2 separate regions of the Mus musculus genome follow, and region 2 is linked to region 1. The links are chromatin contacts, found by POLR2A ChIA-PET in ENCODE. All regions are on one chromosome and are shown on one strand. The core of a region is the stretch at or near the end of the contact, and the rest is flanking DNA. Distances in the headings are between cores, read along the strand shown.

Region 1 (3,003 bases), core at 181-2,680:
ACAGAAAAACTTTGAAACCGTGTCTCAAAAGAGGGGGTAGGGGGAGTTAAGGCAGGAGGTTGTAAATACAAGGTTTCTTAGACTACAGAGTATGCTCAAAACCAGCGAAGAGAGCTAAGAACCTGCTTATGATGACAATGACAACAATGATGAAGAGGAGCCAGGTTTGGTAGCATAAGCCTTAAACTCCAGCTCTCTAGAAGAACAGGCAGGCAAAACTCTGAGACCTCAATGCTAGCCTGGTCTACTTAGAAAGATCTAGGGCAATCAGGACTACAAAGTGAAATCCTACAAGCTCTTAAAAAAAAAAAGAGGGGGGACCATATTAAGTAAACACACACACACACACACACACACACACACACACACACACACACGGTCGTACCAAGCTTGTCCAATACTCTGAAGAGAAAAACAAAAATCTGTTTCCTATTCTGTACACATGGCTTTGAAGTGTTTGTCCTAACCCCTATATGCTTTGTTTTGAAACAAGGTCTTCCAATGAAGACTTGATTGGCCTCCAAATCAGAATCTTTCAGATTCACTTTTCTTAAATACTAAGATTTCAGATGTTAGCTGTTATATTACATTGTATACTTAAAACAGTAGCTGAGCAGTCCTTTATTAATTTGAAACTTCCAAGGGTTGAAAACAGGCAATGCGGGCTGGTGAGATGGTTCAGTGGTTAAAAGCACTGACTGCTCTTCCAGAAGTCCTGAGTTCAATTCCCAGCAACCACATAGTGGCTCACAATCATCTGTAATAATAGGATCAGATGCCCTCTTCTGGTGTGTCTGAAGACAGCTACAGTGTATTCATATACATAAAACAAGTAAATAAATCAGAAAGAAAGAAAGAAAGAAAGAAAGAAAGAAAGAAAGAAAGAAAGAAAGAAAGAAAGAAAGAAAGGAAGGAAGGAAGGAAGGAAGGAAGGAAGGAAGGAAGGAAGGAAGGAAGAAAACTGGCAATGCTTTTTTGGTTTGGTTTGTTTCTTTATCGGGACAGGGTTTCTTTGTGTTGCCCCAGCTGTCCTGGAACTCTGTAGACCAAGCTGGCCCTGAACTCAGTGATCCACCTGCCTCTGCCTTCCAAGGCATGCACTATCATTACTCAGAAAAAAATGGCAATTGAAATATCCATAGCAACCATGCACTCTTTGAAAGCAAAGGTGCTTAGCGCTATTTTTTTTTTTTAATGTGCATTGGTTTTGCTTGCACGGATGTCTGTATGAGAGTGTCAGATTCCCTAGAATTGGATTTTCAGACAGTTGTGAGATACTGGGAAATTGAACCAAGGTCATTTGGGAGAGCTTAACCTTTGAGGCATCTCTCCAGCTCCAACTTTTAAAAAAATTTCTGTGTGTGCACGTGCGCGTGTGTTTAGCCCTCTCTAGCCCAGCTGTTTCTCTATGATTTGAGGCCCGGCCCCGCCCCTCTCCTAGGTCGCTCTAGCCCGCATAGGGAGCGGTGAGATGTCATGGCTTCCTTCTAGGCTGCGGGAGGAAGCGGACGGCACCTCTTTTGTAGTGTAATCCGCCATGGAGGTGGCTCGTAAAGCACTTGTGGCAGTTGCAGTGCTAGGCGGGGGAGCTGGCGTGGGTTCTATTCTGTTTGCTCTTGTGACCCCAGGAGAACTACAGAAGCAGTCGATGCTGCAGGTAAAAACAACCGGACTCCCCGAGCTGGGTGTGCGTGGGACGAGCCCCTGTCTTTTCGCCCAGAATGCAAACATCCTTCTTGCCCGCAGGAGATGCCGGAAAGGGACTCGCGGCGCAGGGACGAAGCAGTCAGGACCACGGAACTGGTGATGGCTACCCTGAAGGACGCCGCAGCCACGAAGGAGAACGTGGCCTGGAGGAGAAACTGGACAGTTAGCGGGGATGGCAGGTCAGCATGACACCAGAGCTCGCCCGTGGTCACGGGAACCTGTAAGGCTCCTTTCTTGGTGCTCCGGACATGGAGTCGGGAGATACACCAGGACTCTCTCCAAGTCACTGGGAACTGCGGTTGGGGGAACGCCTTTAAAGAGCACATCGCCTGACAGGGTCGGATGTGTGGAACCAACGGAACTAATAAATGCAGTTCATCCATTAAGTGGATTTCGCAGCTGGACATCTAATGCTTAGAGAGCTGTGAGAGAGCGCAATGTGCGCTGAAGACCTAGGCAACTGCATGCCATCCTACCCCTGAGAGTTCTTAAGTCCAATAAGTTTTCTGACTATTCAAAATAGGTCATATGATCTAAGTTTGCTTCTGCAACTGTTGGGTAAAAGACTTTAGGAAAAAGTCTGGTTTTGTATGTCACAATGTGTGTTGTGTGAATGAAAAATGAAAGTCGGAAGTCACCGAACACTTTGGAAAGACCATCTCTATTTATACACTCTATCCAGCTTGTAGGCAAAACGATTTCACCCACTGAGCCATGTTACCTAGACAAATTCTTCTTTGAGACAGCATCCTTCCTCCACTCCCAAGTGCTGTGGATAAAGGAGTGAAATCCCACGCCCAGCTCCAAGCCACAGTCTTCAAATTAGAGTAGTCCTTGAATATTAGGTTTGCAGTGAATACTAACAGGACTTCTGTCCTTTAAGCAAAGTTGGAGAAGGGTTTCTTGACTGTTCCAATGCCTCCTCTTTACTATTTACTTTGGTTCAAGCCTCTTAAGAGAATCCGACTTACTATTACTGGAACTGCATGTCAATCCAAACATAGCACGACACACACCTATAACCCCAGGACTCAGGGAGGTGAGGTAAGAAGATAGCAATTTTAGCCTGGTGGTGGTGGCACACTCCTTTCACTCTAGACTTTAATCTCAGCACTCAGAGGTGGTGACATAGGCAAATGGATGTCTGTGAGTTCAAGGCCAGCCTGGTCTACAGAGCAGAGTTCCAGGACAGTCAAGGACACACAGAGAAACCCTATCTCAAAAGAATAGCAGGAAAAAAAAAAAGATAGCAAGTTCAAGACAAGGCTGGGCTCCTATACAAGGAGACAACCTGAA
Region 2 (3,003 bases), core at 344-2,843, 230 kb before region 1:
TTGGTTGGTTGGTTGGTTGGTTGGTTGGTTGGTTGGTTGGTTGGTGGGGGCTTTGGAGAATATTGTTGCTTTGTTAGGGTTTTTGTTTTTTGTTTTGTTTTGTTTGTAATGGAATCTTTCTGTATAGCACAATCTGACCTTTAACTTCTCAATCCTTCAGCCTCAGCCTCCTAAGTGCTGAGATTGTAGGCCTATAGACATGCACCATCCTGCCTGGTGAGAGGTTTTTAGAACACAAAGAGCCCTCCTCTTGTACTCACATGAATTTGGATTTCCCCAGCCCCACGGCATCCTTATTTTAAGTTCATTCCTCCTTTGGTGATCCTGTCCCCAAATGTAGTCATATTCTGAGTTACTGAGGAAGAGGCTTGAGATCTGCCCTGTGAACCAGAGAAGGTAAGAGTAGACGAAGCAGCAGCCATGGTAGGGCTGAAGAGAGAAGAGACCCTTTGGAGAAAATAACAGTCCCTAGATATTCGGAGGGAAAGGGGATGGGAGCAGAGAAGCAAGTGGAAGGTCTTATCTTGAAGTTGTCCATTTTACCATGCACAAGAGAGGTAGCCCTGGTTAGCAGACCTGTAGGTACTCTGCTCTGACTTCTTGGACTGAGCAGCGTGGTCCTGGGGTACCTGATGGTCCACCCCTTTGTAAAATCCCAGTGTGTGTTTTCTAGTGAAATCCATAAGTATTTCACTAGAAATGGAAGACCACCATTGAGACCACAAATAGTTCTCGTTATTATCTCATGTGTTACTAACTAGCAAATAACTGTCCAAGAAAAAATGACCACCAGTTGTATGAGCACCTCTACACCACAAGAGGGCAGCAAACTACAATATATAGGCAGCTTATAGGCACCCAAGAGGAGTCTGGCCTATACAGCATCTGAAACTGACAGGGTTCCTCATCACAACCCTCCTTTCCACCCAACACTACAATTTATTTTAAAGCAGAGCTGTACAATACCCAGGCCTGCTACTGGTCATCAGGGTTCAAGGGTCAAACTGTCCTGGCCCCTGCCTTTAGTCATATCTTTCAGCTACAAAGACAGGTAAATTGCCATTTGGTCACTACAAGCCAAAATGGTAGGATAATTAGAACCAAAAGACGAGAACCTAGGCAACTGTACAACAAGAGACATGGAAGCCAGCCCTCTCCCAGGTAAGAGAGGGCCTCTACCTTGTAGCTGCTGCTCAGAAAATGGTTTAATTTGTGTTTTCAAATAAGCTCTCTGCACTTGGGAGGCAGAGGCAGGTGAATTTCTGGGTTCAAGGCCAGCCTGGTCTACAGAGTGAGTTCCAGGACAGCCAGGACTGCACAGAGAAACCCTGTCTCGGGAAAACAAAAAACAAAACAAAACAAAACAAAAAATAAATAAATAAATAAATAAATAAACTCTCTGACTTGCTCCTTGTCACAGCGGGGAAAGTGGGGTATGCATCCCTGTCATCAGAGATGGAGGGTGAGGGAGGCTGGATGGGGTTACCCCTCCCAGACCTCCCGTCTGTCAACATTGCACAAAATCCTCACAGTGTTTAGATTCTGTAGCTATTCTGGGGCAACAGGGAGCTACCCCCACAAACCACAGGTGTCCTGCTCCCTGAGAGGAGTGAGGGCCAGCAGAAATCAGAGGCAACCCAGGTCAGGAATGGAGCAGGGAGGATGTTTGGGCCATCAACAGGACTGGGACAGGTGGGTGTGGTTTATGGGTGTCATTTGTGTGACTCCTTCCACAGCTTAAATGCCACATTCAGACATCCAGGGAGAGTTGAGCCATAGTGAGTTCTGTGTCCCAAGGAGTCAGAAATGTGAAAAGAAAACTCAGGCATCCAGACCTTTGGCAGGGGTGGGAGTGTGGAGCTAAAGAGAGTCCCTCGGGGCATGTTAAATGTGTTTATGTCAACTTCCCCATTCACAAGTCCTGTGGCCCCCAGCCAGATGTCATCCAGATCTAGGGGCAGCCCAAAAGCATTCTGGGTCAGAGGTTGGGAAAACCAACATATCCTAATAACTTTATCCTTCAAATTCTGCTTTTCATCAACCCAATATTAAAATGAAATTGGGTTTTCAGAACCAAAGCTCCTGACTTCTGTACAGAGTCTAGAAAGTAACATGATTAGATTGATAAATAAAACAAGTGTGGATGAGAACTTAACATCATCTCAGATTTAACATCTACTATGCTCTTACCGGCACTTTGTAGATTCTATACAGAACTCAGGAACTTGGGTTCTGAGGTTATAATTTGGTGCCAAGAAGAAAAGAGGTTGGAGGCAGGTACAATGACACACAGCTATATTCCCAGCACTTGGTAAAGCAGGAGGCTCTGGAGTTTCAGGGGTGACCTCAGCCATATAAGGAGTTTGAGGCCAGCCTGGGCTATATGAGACCCTGTCAAATAAAAACAATAGTTTGAGTCTTCTCATCCTAGAAGGCTCAATAGTCACCACTTAGTACCTAGGGCAGGTCCCCAATGCTTTTTTTTTATGCAGGGTGATCTGTCTGCCTGCATATCTACATGCCAGAAGAGGGCATCGGCTCCCTTTATAGATGGTCATAGGCCACCACTATCTGGTTGCTGAGAATTGAACTCAGGACCTCTGGAAGGATTTTTAATTATTTTTCTTTTAATATAAGGAGTGCTCTGTCTGCATGTATACCTACATGCCAGAAGGGGACAGGTCCTGGATTCTCAAAGGTCAGCAGTCTTTCATTAAGTATTTTTAAGAGAAAAATGACCTGCAACAAAGTAGCTGCTTGAAAAATGGCTCAGAGGGGAAAAGCTTGATGTTCAAGCAAGAAGTCCTGAGTTCTTATCTCTCCGGCACCTGTGTAAAAAAAATCCATGGGTTGTGTTACAGACATGTAATGCCAAACCTGGGAAGCAGAAACAAAAAAGGTCCCAAGGGCCTCTGGCAACCAGTCTAGCCAAAATGTCAATCTCTGTGTTCAATGAGAGACCCTGCCTCAAAAATCAAGATGGAAAGTAATAGGGAAGGGTCC

Evidence for each region. ChIA-PET counts read pairs that join two places held with the same protein, here RNA polymerase II (POLR2A).
Region 2: POLR2A ChIA-PET joins it to region 1 with 14 read pairs in Patski. The contact joins the enhancer-like site here to the promoter of Uqcc3 in region 1. POLR2A ChIA-PET finds 5 or more read pairs at or near these places in 3 of 5 experiments (Patski and embryonic stem cell).

What each region holds. Positions count from the first base shown.
Region 1 is chr19:8,879,360-8,882,362 of GRCm38, reverse strand. Uqcc3 (ubiquinol-cytochrome c reductase complex assembly factor 3) reads left to right here and starts at 1,430. Exons shown (of 2, transcript NM_001160356.1): 1 at 1,430-1,657; 2 at 1,747-2,349. The coding sequence starts at 1,538. The coding sequence ends at 1,896.
Region 2 is chr19:9,108,265-9,111,267 of GRCm38, reverse strand. No RefSeq gene overlaps it. Among named protein-coding and RNA genes, the nearest start is that of Gm41805, 10 kb to the right of the region's middle. Within about 2 kb of position 1,593, at least 1 of the 3 ENCODE cell types and tissues checked has a DNase peak (open chromatin) inside an H3K27ac peak, as active enhancers do.